Regions from separate parts of the Homo sapiens genome. Here region 2 is linked to region 1. Evidence: chromatin loops called from intact Hi-C (ENCODE). Cell type or tissue: PC-9. All regions are shown on one strand.

Region 1 (4,000 bases):
CAAGATCAAAAAAAAAAAAAAAAAGTAAAAGTGACACAAAAACGATGGCCATGACAGTCTGCAAGCTACACAGTGGGATAATTATACTATAAGGCATATACACACAATAGCAGAGCAGAGGTATGTACCACGTGCTAAGAGAAATCATAAAGAGTGACTAATCCTACCTACAAAGTTTAGGAATACTGGAATGAGAACACAACAGAAAACTCTCATTGTAAATTTAAAAAACAGGCCAGGCATGGTGGTTCATGCCTATAATCCCAGCATTTTGGGAGGCAGGTGGATCACAAGGTCAGGAGTTCAAGACCAGCCTGGCCAATATGATGAAACCTCATCTCTACTAAAAATATAAAAAATTATCCGGGCGTGGTGGCGCACGCCTGTTGTCCCAGTTACTTGGAAGGCTAAGGAGAGAGAATCACTTGAACCCGGGAGGCAGAGGTTGCAGTGAGCCGAGATCATGCCACTGCACTCCAGCCTGGGCAACAGAAACAGATTCTGTCTCCCAGAACCAAAAAAAAAAAAAAAAAAAAAAAAAGTGTCCTGGTTTTAGCAATATATAAGGCTACCCTAGGTTAGTGGTTCTCAAACTTTAGCATGCATCAGAATCACCTGTAGGGCTTGTTAAAACACAAATTGCAGAGTCCCGCTCTCAGAGTTACTGATTCAGTAGGTCTGAGGTGGGCCCTGAAAATCTGCATTTCTAGCAAGTTCTCTCCTGTGACCCTGTGATGCTCCTAGACCAGACACCACAACTGAAGAACCACTGCATACAGGTGCAAAAGTGCGTGACTTTCTGTGAAAACAATAACTAGCTTTTAATAACCTAATATAAGATCTCCAGAAGTAGCAGAAAGGGGAAAAAAGACCACAGTTACTCCAAGTATAGACTGCAAACTGATGCTTGGCCCATAAAGGCACAAGTATCGAAATTGGGAATGAACATTTAGAAACTTTCCTGCAATATGGCAGAGTAAAATGTCTTACATTTAGTAATAAAAAACTTGGTGGCCAGGTGCGGTGGCTCACGCCTGCAATCCCAGCAGTTTGGAAGGCCAAGGTGGGTGGATCACCTGAGGTCAGGAGTTCGAGACCAACATGGAGAAACCCCGTCTCTACTAAAAATACAAAAATTAGCTTGGTGTGGTGGCAGGTGCCTGTAATCCCAGCTACTTGGGAGGCTGAGGCAGGAGAATCGCTTGAACCCAGGAGGCAGAGATTGCGGTGAGCCGAGATCATGCCACTGCGCTCCAGCCTGGGCAACAGAAACTCCGTCTAAAAAAAAATAATAAAAAGACACGTGGCCTTATTTTGTATGTCTTTTGAAAATTTCATTTTTTCTAATAACGTATTTTACAAAAATATCAGTTCTTGAAAGATTATAGAGTGGGGAGCCTGATCTTTCACCACTGATAGTTTGAGAAGCTCTGATTTAGATAGACTAATTTGAAAGGGTCCTTGTAAACAATGCTAAGCAGACTGGTCTTTATCCTGTTAGCAACAGGAAATAATTAAAGGCTTTTAAGTAGGGAAGTACTGAGTCCAGATTTCTATTTTTAAAATGTAATTCTGATAATAGTATAGATTAGTGGTCTTCAAACTTTTTAAAACACACATTCCCATCAGTAAAAATGTGTTGGCCATGTATCTCAATTTATTTTTAAATAATTATAAACATATACTACTATACTAACATATGTTTTAAAACATACATAAAATAGAAACTTTATGAGGGTAAGGTAAAAATGGTAAAGTTTTATTGTCATTTTCCTAAACTCTTTTTTTTTTTTTTTGAGACAGAGTCTTGCTCTGTCGCCCAGGCTGGAGTGCAGTGGCGCCATCTCGGTTCACTGTAAGCTCCACCTCCTGGGTTCACACCATTCTCCTGCCTCAGCCTCCCGAGTAGCTGGGACTACAGGCACCCGCCACTACGCCCGGCTAATTTTTTTTGTATTTTTAGTAGAGACGGGGTTTCACCATCTCAGCCAGGCTGGTCTTGAACTCCTGACCTCGTGACCAACCCGCCTCGGCCTCCCAAAGTGTAATCCCCCAGGGATTACAGGCGTGAGCCACTGCACCCTGCCCATCTTCCTAACCTCTTAATGGATCATCTTGCACATTTTGGAGACCATTCTGGAGTATCCCTTGGTAAGGATTAAGGGTAGAAATTGGTTGGCCGTCTACCTCTTATTTTATTCTATTTTTTCAGAAACAGGGTCTCATTATGTTGCCCAGGCTGTATTTGAACTCCTGGGCTCAAGAGATCTTCCTGCTTCAGCCTCTTGAGTCGCTGGGACTACAGGTGCTCATCATGAAACTCAGGTCTCTGACTCATAATTAGTAAGGTTAAACTATGTCCACAAAGCAGGCCTGGAAAATTACAATTCCATGGTGAAAAGAAATGTCTAGGGAAGAAGATTAAAGCTTTACGAGTATATAAGGCCAGGCACGTTGGCTCATGCCTGTAATTCCAGGACTTTGAAAGGCCCAAGTGGGAGGATTGCTTGAGCCCAGGAGTTTGAGACCAGCCTGGGCAACATAGCAGAACCCTGTATCTACAAAAAAAAAAAAAAAAAAAAAACATGCAAAAAATTAGCCAGGCATGGTGGCAAAGCTGTAGTTCCAGTTGCTTGGGAGGCTGAGGTGGGAGAATTACCCAAGCCCAGGAAATTGAGGGTGCAGTTAGCTATGACAAAAAAGAGTATATGACAAGAAAAGGAAGAAACACAAGTAACTCTACAACTCACTATCCATCAAACAGCACTCAGGCTAAATGGAACCTATGTCTCACTCAGGGTATGGTCATAGGAAATCTTTGGTCATTCAAATTGACCTGTTTAGTTAAGAAACCAACAGGGCTTATGGAGGGGGATTTCAACTTTGTTGAAACACGGTGAAACTGAGTCTAACTTGTCATAGATAGGCTACCTACAATTGGTCACAGCTAGAAATTAAGATGCCACATTGTACTACTGTCCTCATAGTTGGACAGCCTCCAGAGAATGAGAACTTTATTATGCTTGGGAGCTTCCACTCCATCATTGATCAAGAGAGTTTGTGCCATGAATTTTTCATATCTGGTTCACTGTAGAATGTGATTGAAGGAAATTATTATAATATTGTGGCTTTTTAAAACCCAAGGCCTAGGCCAACGCCAATTAACGGAGTATTTGAAGAGAGATAGAAATTTAATTTTAAATTAAATTATATTTTATATTTATTTTATTTATTATATATTTTTTATTAAACTCTTGATCTGATTAAGATAAAAACTTAATAAATAAAATATATAGGCTGGGCACAGTGGCTCATGCCTGTAATCTCAGCACTTTGGGAGGCCAAGGCAGGTGGATCACCTGAGGTCAGGAGTTCGAGACCAGCCTGGCCAATATGGTGAAACCCCATCTCTACTAAAAATACAAAAATCAGCTTGACGTGGTGATGCACACCTGTAATCCCAGCTACTCGGGAGGCTGAGGCAGGAGAATCGCTTGAACCCGGGAGGCGGAGGTTGCAGTGAGCCAAGATCGTGCCACTGCACTCCAGCCGTGACAGAGTGAGACTCTGTCTCAAAAAAAAAAAAAATATGTAATAGAATCAAGAATTTAGGCAAAGTAAGGATTCTGAGAAACACTTTTTGAGCTCCCAGTACTTCACAAGAATGTAATTCCCCACTGATTTACTAAGACATATGATATATCTAACCTGAAATTTGGGGAGAAAATGATCACTTGCAATATCTTTGGGAAAGAACAGGTGTTCAGCCTCTAACTGCACATGTGAATTGGGAAGGTCACAATTAGACCACACATAACTACCCAGTGGGAATTTTCCAGAGCTCATTGAACCAGGGAGTTTGAAAAATCAATGAGCAAGTGTAAATATAATTATATTTATGCTTATCAATATCAAGTGCAAAGATCAATGTCAAGTGTAAATATAGTCATGATTTCTGAAGTTTTTCAAAAATTGAAGGTTTAAGTTTCTATTGTTTCCT
Region 2 (4,000 bases), 350 kb after region 1:
GTTATAAACTAAATTCTCTCATAATAAAGGTGATATTTTGTCTTCTGATTTAAAAAAATATTTTATTTATCAATTGGTTTAGAAATCAGGGCATGGGAGACGATATTTTAAAATGAGGGCCCTTAAATCCCCTCCAAATAAGGATGAGTGGGCTTCAAGATTTTTAATTTGAAAGGCTTCTCCTACGCTATAAATTACAGCTCTCCCAGCCTAACACCATCTTGTTAAGAAAGCAGAAAATGGTAAGCAATAGTATGCTGTGAAACTACATATTACTATGAATTCATCATACCCTAGAAAAGCCTTTAGCTGAACAAGGGCTAAAATGAATGATGATAAAAACCTTTCTGTGTCATCGGTAGAACATTTTGTTTTGTCTATATTTCTAGAATCCCATGATTCAAAAAGTAAGTATCAAATTATCTGTATCAAGCTCTGGGACTCTTTCTCCTGATATTCTCTCACCCCCACCCCACCCCAAATCTTAAGTGCTGCTCTAACATGCAACCATATGAGTTGGATCTGCCAAGACTCCTTCTGCCCTTTGCCCCTTAGTGCTGACAAGATGCTTGAGGCTGGGCACAAGAGGATGATAGGTATCATCTTATACATAGCACTTGGTTCAATCCACGGAGTGGAGTCTAGAACTGTGGACCCAAAGGCATCAACTCAATTTAGGGGTTGAGTAGCTTCTCCAAGTCCTACAGATATATTTTACCATTACCCAAGCCTGGAGTCTTCCACTATGTAAGAGTTTGGGCAGATAATAAAATACTCCAATGATCAGAACTGATCTCACAACAAACATGCCAGGTAGATATTATCATCTACATTTTATAGAAGAGGAAATTGATTCAAAGAGAAACACAGTTAGTAATTTGAAAGGTGGGCATTTGAGCCCCCATCCTTTAGACTTGAACAGCCACACATTACTATTTCCACTCTTCTGCTGTGCCTCAGCAGAGCCTCATTCCCGTTACTGAAAAACTCATTAGGACACACGAGCCATTGAGAGTGGAGGTGAGGATCTGTTTCCACGGAATTGATTGCATATTACTATGCAGCTTTTAAAAGACTGTGGCAATGTCCTGCACAGACAGAGAGAAGACGAGCAGAAAATGGTATGCAGAGGCATGGACAGGGCACAGTAGGCATAATCTGTAAGCCAACATCCTCAAGGAACAGATGTAAGTAGAGTCTGGGGCAGTTATTTCTCTGACTTGTTTAAAGATGTTACATAAATACACAACGAGCAGGGCACTTATTGTGTATTTATGTGACATCTTTGAACAAGCCTCAAACCTCTGAGAAGCAGAGGCTTTCCTTCTAAGCTGAGCTTCTAAGATCCATGGGCCAAGCCCAGCTTGCTTCTCTGTCATTGGACACTGAGGGTTTTCTCCTTTGTTGACAAGTGTTGAATCACCTCTTACCAAGAGAAGTAGGTCTTCCCTAGATTGCCCCTGAACCTTCAATCTTTTGGCTATTGATACAGAATCTATGCACAGTGCTGCTCATTTCTGCATATATTATCAAAATGCATAAATACTGGATAACCCAAAGCTCACTCTCTGATGTGTCCATGAGGGCCTCTAGCCATCTGGATTCCGTGCCCCCAGAATCAAATTCTATGAACATGGCATAAACAGGGGCTCAGTTTTCTTCTTTGTCTCTTTCCCTCCTGTATTCACTATCATTATTATTCCAATACTGAAGGTAAGGAAGCTGAGAGGCCTAGAATCTTCATTCACCGCATTCATCCAGAGGACTGTCCAATCCCGATGCTTATGTCTACAAAACACTCCCCACCATGTCCCGTTCCATTCTACACCTATTACTGTGGTTCAAGTTCTTGGCCTTAACACTCCTTTCCTATGCTGCTCTTACATCCTTTCCTCTGTAGATTCCTTGCCTCAGTCTCACTTCTTTTGACAACCCCCTTGAAGGCTTTCCTTAGGGTCACACTGCCACAGCTCCTATCCTTCTCTTATACTTTGCTGCCTCTTTACAGCTTTAGGGAAGGTGCTCATCACACCATCTATCAAGGCTAGGGCATCCATCACCTAGGAACTCCAGCCATCACTCTTTTTGTCATTATTCCAGGCACTAATAAAAGGCACATTTGTGCATTCAAACTATTTCTATCCCCTTGCCATATCTAAAACATCAGGGAATATCTGGAGAATTACTCTCTCTCTAGTTCAAGTAATCATTCCCATCATCTAAAAGGGTTGTGAAATCTTATATTCTTTGATTAAATGTTCTCAGACTGTTCAGAGAAGAGCCAAGACTTCTCTCCTCCTTCCATCCTACTCTCCCCTCTATCTCCGTACCCCAGCCCCTACCCCAACCTCTGCCAAACCTCACCATGCGACTGCCAGGGCTACTAGCATTGATCTTCTGCCAGGCTCTTACTCTCAGCGAATGGTCAGTGTACACACCTTTGAGTTGGTGCTTTGATCTAGACATTTTCTCCTATTTGATGTATGAGGTATATAACTTTCAAGTGCATTTCTCTTAGACTGCAAGTTCCTGGAAGGCAGGGCTGTCTGTAAGAATGAGGAACTTTTTCTAAGCAGAATCCATGTAAGTAGCTGCTGCTTGATGATGGGAATAGCATTTGAAATCCCTCAAATAATATACAAAATGTAATAGCTCATAACTTGACTTCAGTCCTAGGTATGTAGCTACACCATCTCATCCACCCAACACCCAGTGTTTTCCTCATCTGGTGGAGTACCCAAGAGTCATGTTCACTTTGATTCTCGGTCTGGCAAACTCATGCTACAACATCACTGGGGATCTGTGCCTCTTTCTAGAGCCTATACAGTGAGGGACAAAGCCTAAGTGTGGATTCCAGTGCATACAGCTTTAGAAGTGACCGGCGCCTTGTCGCAGCCATACTTACTTGGTGACGTGGGGGAGGCTGCACCTCCTTCTGTTGACGTGGTTGGAGGCTTTGTGTCTGGCACCGGCAGAGGCACAGGCCTGGCCATCGGTGGTGGCGGTGGCGGTGGCAACATTGGGGTGGGAAGGAATGGGTTGTGCACCTTGCCTTGGCTGCTCCCATTGGGCTGTGGGGGGGGGGGGGGCAGAAAACACACGTACAAGAAAAAGAAGAAAGAGACAGCAACCATTAGCTGCTTCTGAAAACAAAATATTCATCAGGCACCTTTAATGTAAATTACTAAGTATCTAGCTGCTTCAATTCTTCCATAAGCCCATACGGAAATGTCCATTGTTGGGTTCTGTTCTTAAGGCATTTCACAAAAGTACTCTTAGCCACATGTGCTCCATGCATCCTAAACTTATCTCTTGAACTACATTGTCCTTCTTTGCATCTGGTTTCATAAAATCACCTGCCAATTATCACTTTGGATTTGTCCCCTGAGTAACCAACTTTTGCTTGGAATCTTTTGTATTTTTCTGTATTAACTGCTACCTTCATTATCTTTCTCATGATTATTAAATATTTAATATCTAAGTGTTTTATGGACTGTGGCATTATTCCACTATGTTTCTTTACATAGATAGAATAAATTTTCCTAAATATGCACTTGAGATAAAAAAGTAATATTTTATTTTCACTCTTCAAAGTTGATATTATATAACATTTAATAAATGTGTTAAGTGAACATAGAAAATTTTGTTCACATATTGTATAACATCAGGCACAGAAACTTTAGAATTCAGCTGTCAGAAGTCTGCTAGGGAAAAATATCACTTCTAATTTTGATTTAAATTATATAAGCATATGCCATAAGAGTCATATTTATTTTGCTGCCTGATGTTAAAACAACCAAATAACAGCTCTTTAACAAAAAATTCCCCTCCAAAGAGAGCAATAAAACCCATTTTATTTTCAATTTTTTCAAAATAGTTTCATGAAGAGACCTGCCTTAAGTCCTATAAAATTCTGATCAAAATGCAAAACTGGGCATTTGACAGTTATATAGGGTGTCAGGACTATTACAAAAATGGTTAATAATTTAGAAGTCAGATG

Evidence for each region. Peaks named below come from ENCODE experiments on the same cell type or tissue, not always from the same donor. Only the 100,000 strongest peaks of a DNase experiment are listed, where the experiment ranks them.
Region 2: a loop joins it to region 1, with 7 times the contacts of the local background. A loop is called at or near these places in 1 of 110 quality-filtered maps.

Annotation. Positions count from the first base shown.
Region 1 is chr1:61,753,105-61,757,104 of GRCh38, reverse strand. All of the region lies in intron 1 of PATJ (PATJ crumbs cell polarity complex component), which reads right to left. Among named protein-coding and RNA genes, the nearest start is that of PATJ-DT, 12 kb to the right of the region's middle. In PC-9, no CTCF peak of the experiment used is centred here; a DNase peak (open chromatin) is centred at 2,344; H3K27ac peaks cover 1,683 bases.
Region 2 is chr1:61,405,633-61,409,632 of GRCh38, reverse strand. It overlaps NFIA (nuclear factor I A), which reads right to left. Exons shown (of 11, transcript NM_001134673.4): 9 at 2,906-3,071. Among named protein-coding and RNA genes, the nearest start is that of NFIA-AS1, 150 kb to the right of the region's middle. In PC-9, no CTCF peak of the experiment used is centred here; no DNase peak of the experiment used is centred here.